2 separate regions of the Homo sapiens genome follow, and region 2 is linked to region 1. Evidence: read pairs that join two places in POLR2A ChIA-PET (ENCODE). Cell type or tissue: MCF 10A. All regions are shown on one strand. Links, peaks and the distances in the headings refer to the core of each region. The heading gives the core; the rest is flanking DNA.

Region 1 (2,820 bases), core at 185-2,684:
AGCTTCCTGGCTAACTCACTCCCTGTTCCAGCAGTTCTGTGAGCTGGTCTATGCAGTGCCATCTCTGAGTTCAGCTCCAACCCAGTCAGCTCTATCTGTACTGCCTGTCTCCTCTGCCTTTCTGGAAAGTCTCCTAGGAGGCTGGTTCCTTTTGCAGACTCTAACCTTGCTTTCCTCCCTCACTTATTCAATAAATGTTTGCTGAGCACTTAATATAGGCTTTAGGCTGTGCTTCGCAGAACTCATGCACTAGTGGATGAGACAAAGCCCTAGCTAGAGAGTTGCATGACATATACCAGACTAGAGAGGTCTGGGAGGCTATGGGAGGCCAGGAGAGACCTAACTCAGCCTAGAAACCAGGCAAGTCTTCCTGAAGATGATATCTAGGTCAAGACCTTGAGTTTTAGCAGGAGCTAGCCAAGTAGAACACTTGTAATTATCCATTCTCCCCTTCTTCCTTACCAATAGCAGTGTCCCTGGTTAGAAATATTTGCCCCACCCCACCCCCAGGCTCTTGGAGTGCCAGTGACATTCCATATTTTGTCCTGGGTGGTAGTTACAATGGATACATACATTTATTTACAAAAAAATCATTCAGCTGTTGTGCACTTTACCATAGGAACAGTATATTTCAATTTTAAAGGTAAATTAAAATTTTAAAAATATGTTTCCTCTCCAGGCTCCCTTGCACCAAACAATGATCACGTGACCCAAGACTGGCCAATCAGAAGTAAGAAAAATCTACTAGGCGGGGCTACATGGCAAGCTATAGTTTTCCTAACTAAGGAGATAGACTTGGCCTTTTGTCTGTCATCCATTTACCCTGTGTCCTTCCTGGAACATGGCTGCTGCCACTAGAACAGCCATCTGGTGTCCTTGAGGATTGTCTTAGTTGGGTTCCCCCAGAATAAATCTTGAGATGAAGAATCATATGACAGTGATGCTTTGGAAATGTTTCCAGGAAAAATGGCTATAGGAGTACAGAAGTTCACCAGGAAGAGAAGAAGCCAGTGAGGATGTGAAATCCAGTGAAGTCCCACAGGGCAGTTCTAGAAACAAGAAATGTTTCTATAGATGGAGCACATACATTCTCAGGTACTTCAGGTTCTCCCTGTGCGGAGCCATAGCAGGCTCTGGCAGCCTCAGGAAAGCCCCAGATACCAGCTGTCAGGAGGAAAAACATACCAGGAGCCTGTGTGCACAAAAGCGGTAAAGGATCCCAGAGGAGCTGTGGGCACGAATGAGTCACATAAGAATGGTGGAGGAGGAAGTGACAAGGAGCCTGGGTCTTCAGGGCTATTCATGAGCAGCTGTACCTACCCTGGCCTGCCAAAAAAAAAAAAAGTAAACTCTTCTCTAGTGAAGTCACTGTAATTCCGTTTCTGTTCCCGCAGCTAAGTTAAATTCTAACTGATATGCAGGGTAAAGAAAGGGCAGGAGGAGTTGTTCATGGAGAGGGAACAGCATGTGCTGGTCCTCATCTCAATCCTGAAAGGTAGGTGTTGTTCCCATTTTACAGATGAGGAAGATAAAGATCCAAGAGAAGTGCTTGGCCCAAGGTCACACACCAGTTTAGTGGCAAAGGCAGGATTCGAACCCAGTGTATTCATTATCTATTGCTGTGTAACAAGGTTTCACAAATGCAGCAGCTTAAAGCAACACACATGTATTATCTCACAGTTTCTATGGGTCAAGAACACGGGCACAGTTTAACTGGGTCTTCTGCTTCAGTTTCTCTGCTTCACGAGACTGCACTCGAGGGGTCGGCCATGGTGGGAGTCTCATCTGAGCCTCAATTAGAGAAGGATCCACTTTCAAATTCACAGGGTTGTTGGCGGAATGTCAGTTCCTTGAGGACTAATGAAGTGAATACCGCAGCTCCTGGCTGGTTGTTGGCTGGAAGTCCTCCTCATTTTCTTACCTTTCCCGCCTGGCAACTTGTTTCATCAAAGCCAGCTGGAAGTCACAACCTTAAGTAACCTAATCAGAGAAGTGACATCCCATCACTTTTGCCATATTCTGTTCATTAGAAGCAGCTCAGTAAGGCCTGTCCACACACAAGGGGAGGGGATTGCACAAGGGCATGAACACCAGGAGGCCGACATCACTGGGAGACATCTTAGAAGATGCCCGTCACATCCAGGTCTACTTAATTCCAAAATTTTCTGTATTTTCTGCAAAATCAAGCTTACTCTGAAGGTAAAACCCCATGGATTCCAATGACTAAACCTGGTCAGGGACTGAGGGAGAATTTGGGGGACAGACCATCCATGGTACATGAAGGACAGGGATGCCCCGTCCTTCCCACCCATAAGGCCCACCTTCCCACTCTTGTGGCTCACAGATTCCACCAAAACTTCATTTACCTCTCACTGTGTAATCTGGGGATGAAACCAGATCCTGGTTTCATTCTCTTCTGCCTTTGGGAAATAGGTCTGTCTTTTCTCTCAATTTTGGAAACCGTCTCTGCAGCTCCAGGGAAAACTCCTGAGTCCTGAGGGGTAGCAAAGGCTGCAGACAAACTCTTAGGCCAGGAAACAGAAGACCTGCTTCTCGGCAAATCTGCCTCAGTTTCCCTGTTGGTCAAATGAGGGAATTGGGCAAGATGCTCACTAAGCAGCTTCCTGCTCTAACTTCTTCTTTCGAGGGAAAAACTAAAGTGGCACAGCCTAGGGCTGTGCTGTCTAATATGGCAGCCACGAGCCATGTGTGGCTACCGAGCACATAAAATGTGACTAGTCCAAACTGAGATATGCTATAGATAAATCTCAAAAAATCTCTCTCAAAAAATAAAAAATAAAATAAATTAGTACACTAGAT
Region 2 (2,820 bases), core at 86-2,585, 110 kb after region 1:
TCAACGAATCTGATCTTTCTCTTTGTGCTTCGGACAACAGCTAAACCACACTCGCTTTATAACTCTGAGTAGAGCAAATTCAGTCTTTGCCTATCTTTTTCAGCCTGGCTGAAATGCCTATGCCATTTCTCTCTGTCAAATCTAGCGATTCTCAATAGGGAGTATCATCTCCTGGAGGAACTTGTGTAAACATGTTGGGAACATGTTATAGCTGCCACAATGTTTGGTGAGCACAAATGGCATGGGACATTAGCAATTTTGCAAAGTACAGAACTGTCCTGTACGACCATGAACTGTGGCAGATTCTGCACATTTTTCAAATGTCTCAGGGTGTGTATACACCTTAGTAGATAATACTAAAAAAATGTTTTCAAGAGATATGCAAAAAGGCCAGTGATTTGGGAGGTGATTTTAGAGAGGGGAGCTTAATGGAATAAAGAAATTATTTAGAAATCACTGAAAAATCTACTCATCTGACTTGTTCTTTCTATGGTAGCATTTCCAACTACACATTTAGGTAAAAAGGATTTTAGTGCAAAAATGCAGTTGCTGCAGACATACTAAAACTGATCATATATATGTAACAGATTTTGACCCAAATATTATTCAATCACCAAAGATACTTGAAACAAAGGGGTATTGCTGAATTTCATTAATAAAATTTGCTTTATAAGTTTTTAATATTAATACCATCATATGTTTTTATTGTTTGTATTTGTAGCACGTGATAAGAAATCTATGCTGTGAAAGTTACATATGGAAATTCTTTTTGGGGAATTGCCTGTTGTCTTCCAAACTTACTCCAATATTGTCCCCATTGTTTCTTGGCAATCCATTCTCTGTTCTCCATCACCCGTCAAAGGATACAAGTTCCAAGTAAGAACTCCAGAGATGGACAGTATACCTCAAAATGTGGTCAGAATGCAACACAGGAGATACATTTCCGTAACATTTTGTCACTACCCCATCCAGGTAGAAAAAGAATTTGGCAATCCACTTAGAAATAAGACCCAGCTCATTTGCAATAATATCATATTGCCTTGTTCTTTCCACTTAGAAAATCTGTAAGATCATATCCCACCTTCTGTAATAAGAGACAAATAAATCTGGCCTGTTATTATTTAACATCAGTTTCATGCTAGTGTCCACTCATTCTTTTTACTGTATTTCTTAAATGGCGTAGTTTCTGATTTTCTTTTCCTTTTCTTTGTTTTTTTTTTTTGAGATGGAGTCTTGCTCTGTTGCCCAGACTGGAGTGCAGTGGCACAATCTCAGCTCACTGTAACCTCTGCCTCCCGGGTTCAAGTGCTTCTCCTGCCTCAGCCTCCTGCTGGGATTACAGGCATGCGCCACCACGCCCAGCTCATTTTTGTATTGTTTTAGTAGAGATGGGGATTCACCATGTTGGCCAGGCTGGTCTCAAACTCCCGACCTCAAGTGATCCGCCTGCCTCAGCCTCCCAAAGTGCTGGGATTACAGGCATGAGCCACTGCACCTGGCTAGTTTCTGATTTTCTTACAGCTCTTAAATCTAAACTCATTCATGATGCCAGGCACAGGTATCTATTTCATTATGTCTGCAAACTGGGTCAGGCTGAAGTAACTGCACGTTGAAAGCCATATTATTTCATTATAAATTATCTTTATTTTTCTCCATCACATCATAGACAATATTGATTCTTTTTAAATTATGGGCATAAAAAGGTTTTATTATATGTGAGTTTCATTCCAGAAAAGTAATGAGAGTTTTTAAATATATACATTGGTTATAAAAAGGGGGCACTGGGTCTGAAATGACTGCAAACGGTTGGCCTAGCCCAATTATAATAGCTAATATTTATCACGTTCATACCATACTGTCTTCAATACATGTGAACATTGTTCAAAGTAACACACATTATATCATTTAATCATCACAACACATGAGGCAGGTACTGTATCCCCATTTCACAGATCACAAAACCAAAAGAACAGAGAGATTAAGTTACTTGCCCAAGATCACAAAGCTAGTAAATTGGGAGCCAGGATTCAAACCTGGGCAATCTGACCAGGATCCAAGCTCCTAACCACTAAGCATACTGCCTGCCACATGCCACCTGTCCTTCAAGGACCAGGCCTAGAAGCTACCTCCTCCAGGAAAACACTTTTTGCATCTCCAGTCCAAAGAGGCCTTCTCCCACCCTGAACTACAACAGTACCCACCACTGCTCTTAATTCTTTGTCAGACTCGGGTAGACTTGATGGTACCCCTGCTTTGGAATAAAAAAGGCTCAAGTTCTAATACTGACTGTGCTACTTACCAGCTGAGTGACCCGAAATGAGTAAACCTCCCTAAGTTTCCATTTTTTATCTATAAAACTGAAATAATACCCACCCTTCACAGGGTCTATGTGATGATTAAATGGCACATATGCAAAGTATGTGGCGGACAGCAGGTACTCACTAAATGTCAGTTCCCTTTCTCTAATCCCATACTGCCCTGTATTTTCTTACATTATTGTCTTGTTCAATGATTTAACATTCTTTTCTACTCAAATAGATTCAAACCTCCCTAGAGGTAGAGAATGTCTTAAACTTCTTTTACTTTGTTTTTCGAGATAGCGTCTCACTCTATTGCTCAGGCTGGAATGTAGCAGCACAATCATGCCTCACTGCGGCCTCAACCTCCTGGGATCAAGAGATTCTCCCACCTCCCACCTCAGCCTTCCAGGTAGCTGGAACTACAGGCATGCGCCACCACACCTGGCTAATTTTTTGCATTCTTTTTGTAGAGACATGGTTTCACCATGCTGGCTGGCCTCAAACTCCTGGGCTCAAGCAA

The links. Peaks named below come from ENCODE experiments on the same cell type or tissue, not always from the same donor. Only the 100,000 strongest peaks of a DNase experiment are listed, where the experiment ranks them.
Region 2: POLR2A ChIA-PET joins it to region 1 with 5 read pairs; 4 of 35 experiments call an interaction of 5 or more read pairs at or near these places.

What each region holds. Positions count from the first base shown.
Region 1 is chr20:45,103,420-45,106,239 of GRCh38, reverse strand. No RefSeq gene overlaps it. Among named protein-coding and RNA genes, the nearest start is that of KCNS1, 3.7 kb to the right of the region's middle. In MCF 10A, for the core only: no CTCF peak of the experiment used is centred there; a DNase peak (open chromatin) is centred at 1,239.
Region 2 is chr20:44,997,470-45,000,289 of GRCh38, reverse strand. The region is part of intron 7 of STK4 (serine/threonine kinase 4); the gene reads right to left. Among named protein-coding and RNA genes, the nearest start is that of STK4, 32 kb to the right of the region's middle. In MCF 10A, for the core only: no CTCF peak of the experiment used is centred there; no DNase peak of the experiment used is centred there.